Regions from separate parts of the Homo sapiens genome. Here region 2 is linked to region 1. The links are chromatin contacts, found by Hi-C or POLR2A ChIA-PET in ENCODE. All regions are on one chromosome and are shown on one strand. The core of a region is the stretch at or near the end of the contact, and the rest is flanking DNA. Distances in the headings are between cores, read along the strand shown. Region 1 has its middle 160 kb from the start of NPVF. Region 2 has its middle 51 kb from the start of LINC03007.

Region 1 (5,698 bases), core at 931-3,430:
AAAATAATCTTAAAAGTAAGAGCTTGTTTCTGAACTACAAAAGGATGAATTTGGAGAAGATCAAAGCTGCTCTAGTTCAGATTTAAATTTAAAAGTATCTCTGCAGATTTACCATGTGCTATCATTCTTTTTTTTTTTTTAAGATATGAGCATTTGGGGTAACTAAGGAAAAGGGATCAGGATTTCTGAAAGCCACAGCAGACTTAGGTGGAAAAAGCACCCATAGCTACCTCATGAGCTGATTTCATTTCCAACTTCATCCTTCTCACCCAATAAAGAAAAAGTCAGTAAGTTCTTGATGAAGGGAAATTTTTGAGGTGTTACATTGTTTTTGCCATTATATTTCCAAGTGCCATTCCCTCTACTTAAATCAGCCCAAAGTTAAATATAGCACTGCCAAAGCTGATTACAAAATGACAATTACATTAATTGTTAAGCCATAAGAAAATTTTAATATTCAGCCATTTTATATATAAACAGGAATTACATATAGACAGATTTTCTACTACATTAACATTTAGGCAATGATTTGATGATATTTTCCTAAGCTCCTAAAAAAATGTTTTAAAGAATCAGAGGAAAGGAACCTATGTCCTTTTAGAATCAAGAGAATGTAAGCTTGGACTAGAGTTCTGTTTCATATTTATTGTGAACAACTTGCCGTCTGGTAACATTTTTCTGTTCTATTTTTAATGGCTATAAAGTTTCTATCGTATTCAGTAATTATCTTCAATCTCAAATGAGAAAGGAAATTCCATAATAAGAACTACATGAAACATTGAGTGTACAGGTGCCAGAAAATACTGTTTTGTTTAGTGGAGATGAGATTATAAAAATATGACTCTTTATAAATGCATGTTCTCAAGTTTATTTATAGACACCATGACACCAACTCTTAAACTCCTTATTTAATCGCTAACAGAAACATTATTTCAAAAGGGAATTAAGGTGGTGAAAATATATTTTAAAGTGGCATATTCTTAGGGGAGTCTCATTTTTTTCTTACTATTATCAACAACAACGACCCAAGGAAAGAAAAGTCAGGAGGTAATTTAAGCCACAACAAACAAAAACGTTTCAAATTTCTCAGGGGCAAGCTGCACTGCATCTTGAAGGAAATTGGAAAGAATATCAAAGAGAATTTATTGTTTGATGACCACCCTTGGTTATTTAGTGAAAGCTGGGAGAGAAAAACGTAGCAGCAGTTAAGACATCTGATGTAAACTTGAAGGGAGGGCAACAGAGAGAGGGATTGAGATTTCGCTAACTTTATGCTTTGGGACCAGAGATACCTTCAATAACAAGTAGTTATTTCATTGTTGCATTTTTAGATAAGTCATATTAAACAATTATACTAGGTTATTATAATTCCTGTTAAAAGAGCAAAATATTAACCTAACTGTAAATTCCATTCAATACAGTTAAGATAAAAGCATCTACCACACTTAACCATTCACAGTGGGGTTATTAATGATTACTTTTTCCTACTTACTGCTAACATCCATCAACTGGATATTAGAAAAGTAAATATTTTTCTGTCCACTAGAAAGTACTTTTCTAAAAGGAATACAATCTAGAATATAAGGTGCTATTTTACTTCTAACCAAGTATCTACAAATATATATCTATTAGAAGCTTTTTCATTAATAAATGAGATCTCATTAAATAAATAAAGTTAGTCATGTGTATTTTTTGCTCAAGTCTCAATGTTCTAAGTTTCTGCTCTCCCTGAGAGGTAGGCCTCTAAGAGATTATTCCAGAAAGGACATTGAAATAAATGGTTTTGATGTAGAATATTAGCAGTGGAAAAGTTTCACATACTCACTGGAAAAATAAAGGGAATATTTGAGGCTACCCAGTCACATTTAATGAAGGGGAGTCAGAGAAGGTGAGAGAGAGGGAGAGTATGCACACAGTCCTCCTGGACTGACTTTGGATTTCTCAGCTTAATTGATAAAACAAGTAGGGCAGGCATTTCTCTGTTCCTGCTCTAGGCAGCGATTTCAAAATAGCGCCCCAAGGCCACCCTCATTTCCACTGAAAGCCTGGCAGCTGTGGAACTTAAAATTTGCCTGATTTGAGGTTGGAGGGCTTCTGATTTGAACAAGATCCACTGCAGAACCCAAGAGTAGCGAGACACAGGGGCTGATGGCCCCGTGACATGTTAATGCATTGGGTTTTCTCCCACCAACCCACAACATGGGTAAATAAAGATAACCTTCACCAAGAAATGCACACTGCTTCTGTCCCAGGGCGACACTGGGGAATTCTGGCAAAGGCAGCAAGTGGCCCGCTAGCATGAGCTGCCATCACAATGAACAGGAGGAGAGAGTCAGCCAGAGCCACTGGTGAGGAGTTCTGGGAACAGGAATACGGATAGCCGTTATCTGACCACTAGGGCCTGGCTGGGAAAACCCTACCCAAAATCTCTTTGTTACTCGATTCAGAAGATTGCTTTTCTCAGCTTTGTTTCTCATTAAACATTTTGAAAGGGGTTAGTCCAAGTTTTGCCTATTTAGTTGTTTTTGTTTTCTGGCTTAACGTACATCACATTACCTAATAAAAATCACACCACATTAAACAGGCTGTGTTGAGTATGCTGCGGTGAGTGCGACTTTACTGGTGTTATTTTAACTGTCTGTTCTCTGAATTCCCTTGGAATTTATGCTGTTAACTCCCATGAATACGAACAGACCTCCCAAGCCTGTAGTTACACACTCTGTATACTTATTAGGAGGCAACTTCACTTCTAGATGCTACACAGAGGGCTGTATTTTCTCCCTGAACACTTGAGTTCCTGAGCACACTTGTTTGAAAATGTCTCATAAAATATATGGTTTAGCTGGACAGACTGAAAATTTTGTGTAATCAGAGAGAATGTTTAGAAAACATCGTTTGGGGAGGGAAATAATATTTTAATGCTACTTCCAAGAGAATAAATAATGTAATTCCCCTTCTCCAGGGTCACGGGATGCAGGCTTTAGCATTGCTAATAAAACAAAAGAGAGATGGTCCTCAGAGGGAGGGATACAAAAACATAAAATGTTAACCATTTAGCCAGGAAATACGTGCAGGGACCAAAATCAGGTCCTTTCACTCATACAACAAATACTCAAATAACCACTTCAAAGTGTTTTCTCGGGAAAAGATAAGACTAATATCAAAGAGAAAAATCTCTTGAAGTTTGTGGCTGTATACCTAAAGAGAAAGCTTTCACTTTGTCAAGAAGTGACAAGAAAAGTTTTCATCTAATTGTTAGAAATCAGAACTTATTTTAAGCTTAGGCTTAGAGGGTTAGCATCCTTCCCGCTTTCATTTATAGGATGTTGGTATTGTTTCTTATGTTCCAGCATTATAATCTCATTCTACATGGAATTCTATTCAATATAAAAGAAAATTCACCCCCGGCTGTGATAGCTTTTTAATTTGTAATAATTTGTTCACAGCAGTTGTGAACAATGAGCTAAATATTGTTGAAAAACAGGAGTTTAATTTTTGTAACTTCTTGATTTGTTCTGATTTGTGTTGTTTAATGAAATCTAGTATTGAAAAACCATGGATCCTGATAAAAATCGTAGGTTAGAAAATATATGCCTCTTAAGATTTCTTGAACTTTCTTCGAAACTCATAGAAAAATACTAGAAAACGGTGTGGAATCACTGATGAAGTAGTGCCACCATCTGGAAAATTTCAGAATGGTAGACATAAGTTTCTTTTTCTTACAAAGGTGAACTCTTTCTCAACCACACATTTATTTTGGGGGAAAGAAAAGCAAATAAAAAACTTGTTCCATTTACCTAACTGTCCTAAGGATATTCAATGTAACACTTAACCCATTCCCTGTAGTATTGTCTCATCAGGGAAAGGAAAGATTCATTCCACATTGGTCTACATTGGAGATGATGTTTTACCAGGTATCTGAAGAATGAATGAATCACCATCTATACAGAAGGATGTAACGTGAAGGGAAGCTGAATTCTAACACTTTAAACTTGCAACTTAGACACATATGTGCTTAGTGCATGGGTGTTTGTGTCCAATGACATTAAAATCTCTCATCTATAAAATGAGGATAATAATAGTATCTACTTTACAGGGTAACTGGAGGGTAAAATGAAATAGTGCCTGTAAGGTGCTTCGCACGGTGCCTGGCACATAGCAGTGATCAATAATGGGAGAGATTATTAAAACTGATATGTATTTAATCTCTTTTTCAAACATCTGAATTAATATTCATAGGGTTGGCAAGGACTCAGGAGGCTTTCAGGTCTGGCTCCTGTCCTGGAAAGAAAGCTTCCACACTTCTCTTTAAATTCACGAGAAGAGGAGGTTTCCCAACCCCTTAGTGAAGCAACCTCCTCACCTGGCTCTCCACCCCCTACAGTCTGGCCTCATCTCCCCTCTAAGCTCATGCCTTCACCTAAACCTTCTATCCATACTAACTGGGTGTATTTCCAGCACCCTAAGCACGATACTTGCCTCCTGTCTCTGTATATTTTTCCTCATATCCTCTCCTTTGCACATTCCACTTCTCTTTGTTTATTTAAGCCTCACCTTTCTTGGAGGCTTAAGTTCTACCTTTTCTCCTTCTTTCTTCCCTAGCACCCATTCACATCTGACAAGTGTTAGTTAGGGTGATTATTCCTTGGCTGCAAACTCCTGAAGGGCAGGTACAAGATGCTAAACATAGTTGTACCCAGAGCAGTGACTAGATAGATACTTGTTATTAATCTCCACAAGGAAGATACATGTCAATATGCACAACTTTATAACCAAGATGACCAGCCAAACAGTCGACTTAAATTAATCAGGGAAATGAAAGCTAAATCCCTGACCTAAATTAGTAGAGAACAACCATTCACCAAATTAGCAAACATAAGGGCTTAGCCCCTGGGTCACACTGAAAGGAAGATCAGAGCAAGTTTATTGTTTTATTACAGATACAGTAAGATGGTAGTAACATCCTTACATAGAATCTTTTTCCCCCAAGTAGCCCTCATGTAAGGACTTATTCATGCATATTTATTTACCATCCCAGCATCTCTGGGATGACAGAGGAGGCACCTGGAGGCAGGTGGGGAAGCCCCAGACTGGGCTGTGTATGAGATGACTCCAAATTAGAATCCTGCCCTACTACATACTAGCTGTGTGACCCCAGATCAGTGGTTTTAACTTCTCAGTCACTTTCCTCCTCTGTAAAATGATCATACAAATACCTGCCCCCTCCCCATGAGGAGTACATGATTTACATGGTGCCTTAGTACACACACTAAGGGGCAAACAAGAGTGCCAGAAGAGAACATGAGTATTTGAGAGTTCCTACCAGCGCAGCGCGATTTTGTCGGTCATCTCAGGATTCCCTACCATTCTTTTTTTTTTTTTTTAATCCAACCAAAGGTTTAATTGAGACTTCATCCTAGATCAACCAGCAGAGGTCACTCAAGGACAGACTGAATTCTTACTAACCCCAGGCCTGACTTCTAAATTGAAGATCATATCATTGTCGTCGGAATAACATATTTTGTGGTAACTCTTCACTTTTAATATTATTATTCTATATTGTCCATTAAGAGCCACAGTGCAGTAATTTGATCAACGTTCTGCTTATGGAGCTTTCCTTACTAAAATTCTGTACGGAGAGAGACCCAGCTAAACACCCTCAGGCTAGAGAAGTGGGAAGGATGGAGAATATAGAAGA
Region 2 (5,698 bases), core at 1,913-4,412, 450 kb before region 1:
CAAATGGCGTTCTGTTTTCCTATCTGCAGTAACATAGTTTCTCCCCGGAATTCAGCTCATTAAGGCTTTCTTTGATCTACTCCTGTTCATAAACTCCATAGAAAAGTCTGACATTGAATTTTTGTCTGAATTTTTCTTTTTATCAAGGAAGCCAAGGCCTTTTGCATTCTTCTAATTGTCATTACAGGGCAAACCCATGCAATAATGTCATGACTTATAATGCCAAATATTTTTGCTTTTGGTGGTCCCCTGAGTCTCAGAGACAGAAGCAGGAGCTACTTTGTTTATTCATGATGCATTTATTGAGCCCTTACATCATTTGAGGCACTGTCCCGGACCCTGTGGAGACTGAAGATGAACGGGACCTGGATCCTGCTCTCGAGGGGTGGGGATGAAGTGGTGAGGCTGAGGCATGCGCATATCAAGGCACGAAGGCATGTCTGAAAATGCGGGTGTTGCAGAGGTGCAGGAAATTCCTATGGAAGGTCAGAGTCAAGAGAGATTGTATGTACCTTGTACATGAGATGAGGCTTCTTGGAGGAGGTGGCATTTAACTAGGTGAATAATATGGGCAAATCCAGAAAAGGTGATATCAAGTGGGAATGGTATTTTTACTCCATTTTCCTTGAAAAAAATGACTGTAGGTACATGTATTTTTTATGGAAATTAGGGTCAGAAAATGATCTGAGTGGATTTTACTTCAACTTCCAGCTCTAGATTTTTTTTGTACAAGGCATGTGACTTTAAAGCAAGAAAAGTGTAAAAATTAAAAATGCAAGACAGAAGAGCAAGTCAATATGGGCGTTGTGGGTCACAAAGGGCATTTCTTCCACATTAGAGTAATTCATCAGGTCATTGTGCCAGATAAATATAATATCTGAAATCAAAAAGCATGAGCAAAGTTTGAAAACTCTCCATTTCCACATGTGACCTTTACCTATTTATAGAAGGAATCACAGTGGAATAAGGCAATCATCCTTTCTCGGAAAGCAAGAAGGATGCATTTCCTGGCACCGTAAATAGAATGTCTGTGAGTCTCTGGCCACCCCCTCTCCTTAGCAGACAGCAGACAGTGGACGGTAACAGCCCCTGTCTTTTGGGTAGGAATAATTAATGGGGCAAGCGTATGTCTGTGGCTTTTGAGCAGCTAAGGTGAAACTGCTTGTCCATTTCAGCTTTCACTTAAACCACTGGGACACTTACTTCCTGAGTCAATGGTGAGTCTGCAGTGCTAACAAAAGACTCCCATTGATTATTGCCGTGTAGTAATTGCTGCCAGTGTGAGGCTGTCCCTCACAATTTGTTGACATCTCTTGACAATTTAAATATGGCCCATGCTAAAGGCCTGAAGCCATCAGAATGCAGGGTGAGGAATGAAAAGGCAAATATGAACTTTTCCAGCAAACTCAAGTGCAGGGTGCAAAAAAGCATCTCCAGTGATGACATTTTAATTGTACATTAGGAGTCTTTTCAGTGGAGCCTCCTGGCTCTGCTTATGCTGAGAGGTTGCTAGTAAGCTAAATCCCAGTAGTCCCCACAATACTTTGTAAATAAGAGGAGGCAGTGATGTATCCATTAGTACATGAACATCCCCTCGGATTTTAAAACAAAGGCATGTTAGGAACCACCAGAAGGAAAGGTTTCATATCATGGGTGAGGTGGAAGTTGGCAGCTGCATCTGGAAAACCAGTTTGCAACTCAGCTGCGCTTGATGCTCTGCAAACTGACCAGGGTTCAGCAAACTGTGGCCGTGGCCCAAATCCAGCTCCATGCCTGCTTGTTGTAAATAAAGTTTTATTGGAACACAGCCATGTTCACTTGTTTATATATTGTATATGGCTGCTTTCCTTCTACAACAGCAGAGTTGCTGTTGGACAGACTGTATGGCCTGCAAAGCTGAAAATAATCTACTATCTGGCCCTTTACAGAAAGAGTTTGCAGATCCCTACCCTAGATTAATGTATGCTGAAGGATGATTTTCATATTAAGCCACCAAATTAAATGTTTTGTAGGAGATTCTGTAGTCCTAGAGAAGCTGTACAAATATGTGTGGGCTTTGAGGCCTAGAAATCTGGGCTTGAGAGAAACAGGGCTATACCCTTCCCTTATTATAAAAACTTTTAAAACTTTTCTGCATCATTCTCATTCTACTTCTCTAAGATACTCATGTTCTTAGCTAAAAGTTCCCGCCTCCTGTGACTTTAGGGATCATGGGAAAACTGGTGGAATTTTATTTCCCTTGGAGCCTTACAATCTAAACTGCTAATTCTTAAATGGAGGTGTAAACGCTTTTGATTGACATTTGGTTTAAGTATGACCATTAAAAACTCCCAGTGCCACAGGTAGATTTAGTAAAAGTTAACCATGCTTGTTCTGGCATTCCATAGTTAAATTTAAGTTTTATGGACTGCTTAGAGAAAGAATTCTTTATAGCTGGGAAGGAATTAACCTTTAAGGCACCAGTTTGCTGTAATTGTTAAAATTAGCATAGTTACTTGGGTGAAAAACTCTAAAATGTTCTATACTCTTGCTTGCTTTGGCAGCACATATACCAAAATGTTCTCTACTCTTTTATTGTAAAGGTCCCTAGTTTAGGTCTGTCACCAACATGGATGCTGAATTGAGACCCAGCACTAGAGGTCACTTCCTACCCTCAATGTTATAAAACTCTTATACATGTGGAGAAGATGTCCTTTGCCTTGGATGAAAAGCCAGCAGATTGTAGTGTTGAGAAAGATCCTGAGGATGCATCCAGGAGCAGTAGGGAAGAACTCCACGATCGATATCAATGGTTGATATCTGTGATGCTTCAAGACAGAAAGTGATGGCAACTCATGCTGCGTAATTGTTTTTCTTGCTCTGTGGTTTCAAGGGCTGTGGAATTGCAGAACTGTCTTCTGTTTCTTTGTTATGAGCTCCCTGCTCTGTTGTCAGCAGGTCTGGGACTCCATGTTCCTGTCACTGGGTCTTATCACCACTTCTTATTCTGTTACTCCATTGCTCTATTTTTATGTCTTCTATATTTATTTATTTATTTTTGGCTCCTCTAACTGGAAAAAGTTCTCTTGAGAAGTCTTTCTTTTTTAGACACTTCTGGTTGATAAGCATGCTTCTTTCCACTCCCCAGGGCCGGTGCATACAAGTGTGTAGACTGTGACCTGGACAAGGTGGCCTGGAGAAGAGGTGTGAGGGAGGCTTAGATCCAGAGTGCGTCCATTCCTTTCAGCTTTATTGGTCTGTATCCATTTTTAAGGATGGATTTTCTTTTTTTCTCTTTTTCTTTGTTTTGAAATAATTCACTCTTAGATTACTATTTTATTAAATTAATTTTAATCAATTTGTTTTTTATTTATTTATTTTTTGAGCCAGTGTCTTGCTCTGTTGCCCAGGCTGGAGTGCAGTGGTGAGATCTTGGCTCACTGCAACCTCTGCCTCCTTGGTTGAGGCGATTCTTGTGTCTTAGCCTCCCTAGTAGCAGGGATTACAGGCGTGCGCCACCATGTGCAGCTACTTTTTGTAATTTTAGCAGAGATGAGGTTTCGCCATGTTGGCCAGGCTGGTCTTGAACTCCTGACCTCAGGTGATCTGCCAGCCTCAGCCTCCCAAAATGCTGGGATTACAGGCATGAGCCACCATGCCTGGCCTAATCCTTTTGTTTTGATGCTTAAATTGCCCCACATTTGGCCAGTGGGAACCCTTTCAGGTTGACTTCTGTGTTCTATTGACATATTGCTATCATTTTTGTGGGCACCTTTTTAACTTTCTTGCAAGGCAAAATGTTCCAGACTCATCTTTACCTTCACCACCCCAGCCCTGGAATCAACCATTTCTCCAAAGATCCCTGGCTCCTTTCAGTTAGCAATGGTATTTATAAACTAAGACTGGGGTGCCAGGTGTGCTCACAGCTAAATGGAATGTCATTGCTTTTAGGATGCAAAAAAAATAAAAAAATTTTAATGACGTCATGAGTTTATATTGACACTTCCAAGTCCAATCTAATCACATAAAGCCCTCCCTTGCTGTCCCCACTCCTTTTTTAATTCTTTTCTTTACAGTTAGAACCAACCCTGGCTCCCAACAATATCAATCCACCTATTATGTCAGAACTATAACATTTGCATACTTATTCATGTTCTCACCCTTAGTTTAATCCTAGCTCTACAATCATATATATTAAATACTCACCAACAGTCCTTTTGCCAAAGTTTCCCCACTTATCTCTCGGTTGGATGGCTGGATGAGTCTCATCCTCTAGTGGACTCCTCAGGAATAGCAGGTGTTTCATTATCTTTCAGATGGGAAAGCCTCTCCTGACATTACTTCTGGTTTCCAGTTCTGTAGGTCAGCTCTGGCTTGCTTTGGGCTCTGCTGAGCTCCACATTTCTTTCCATCCCAGGATGTAGGCTGGAGGAGCAGCCCCTCTCTGGAACACTCTTCTCATAGCAGAGGGTAGGAACAAAGAGGTTGACCCAAACGATTCAAGTACATTTAAAGCTTCTGCTTAGATGTGGTGTACATTTGCTCTCATTCCATTGGCTAAGGCGAGTCCCTTGGCCAAGCTTCCTGATGGGCCAGGAAGTACACTCCTCCCACATGGAAGCATGGCAAAGGTGAGGAGTGGCTGATACTTTCACAGAAAAGAGAGATGTTAAAATGCTGAAGTGTAAAGTACATCTTCAAGTGGGCGATTTTGTTTAGCAGAATTTCCCAACTTAATTGACCACAGAAATTTTTTTTTTTCTTTGAGGTACATCTTTTAGCACTCAAATTCCCTGGCGGACACTTTGGGAAATGCTGCTCTGGTCCATCTGGAGGTGTTATAATTGACCTTAGAAAAGACTTTCTTTTGGAGGTCTGGGTAAATGGAATATATGGAGTTCTGAAACTCATGTTTCATTGAGTGAGAACCAGACGTTAAAACCTTCCCACATCAGCAAGTCTAATGTTACTTTATTAGCTAACACTTCTTCAGCCTTAAAGAGCTGTCAAAAATAGATTTGGATAATAAACCTTAAATTCACATGCTTTCTGATCTTTGTGGATCATCAATGATCTCTTTAGGAATCATCCATGCCCCTAATCATCTTTTTTATTTTCTAATAATCCGTTGCTAAGGAATTATCATTTTCTATGTATTTCATCAAATAACAAAATCAAGAATCTCCATCTGGTTGTTTTTATGTCTCTCTCTAGATGATTACTGTCTTTCTTGGTAACAGATATGTGAGTAATAAATTGCTTTTAATGATGATGAAAAATTGCTTACTGAGCATTTGATATGTGCATGGCAGGGTGCCTTCACTCTGTGGACTTTGGCTACATGGAAAGCAGAGAAATAAAATTTAAATTAGGAACACATATTCTTTCTTTATAGCATAAGGTAAGTGTCTCATAACCTTGAAGTTAGGGGATACAGGTCATTGGCTAAAAGGATGGAAACCAGGGCATCCACATTCTAGTGCCAATCTGGGGGTACACTTGAACAATTTATTACAAGTCTTAGTCTTCTTATTTGCAAAATAAGAGATACTATGTGGAGTCTTCAAGAGGTTCTGCTAATGAAGACAGAAAAGATGAAGAAAGTATTGCAGAAGGATAGAAGTGTGCTACACAGTATAGTTTAAGTTGCAGTTCTTTTTATCCCAAATGTTTGATCTTTCAAGCCTTATTTTTCTAATTTTTAATTATAAAATATATA

What was found. Hi-C counts contacts between places; a loop is a spot of excess contacts on that map. ChIA-PET counts read pairs that join two places held with the same protein, here RNA polymerase II (POLR2A).
Region 2: a loop to region 1 is called in a map of transverse colon, with 5 times the contacts of the local background. The contact joins two enhancer-like sites. A Hi-C loop is called at or near these places in 6 of 168 maps with a recorded cell type or tissue (Panc1, gastrocnemius medialis, heart left ventricle and 2 more). POLR2A ChIA-PET finds 5 or more read pairs at or near these places in 1 of 52 experiments (activated CD4-positive, alpha-beta T cell).

The regions. Positions count from the first base shown.
Region 1 is chr7:25,389,438-25,395,135 of GRCh38, reverse strand. No RefSeq gene overlaps it. Among named protein-coding and RNA genes, the nearest start is that of NPVF, 160 kb to the right of the region's middle. Within about 2 kb of position 2,180, at least 3 of the 41 ENCODE cell types and tissues checked have a DNase peak (open chromatin) inside an H3K27ac peak, as active enhancers do.
Region 2 is chr7:25,837,841-25,843,538 of GRCh38, reverse strand. No RefSeq gene overlaps it. Among named protein-coding and RNA genes, the nearest start is that of LINC03007, 51 kb to the right of the region's middle. Within about 2 kb of position 3,162, at least 6 of the 41 ENCODE cell types and tissues checked have a DNase peak (open chromatin) inside an H3K27ac peak, as active enhancers do.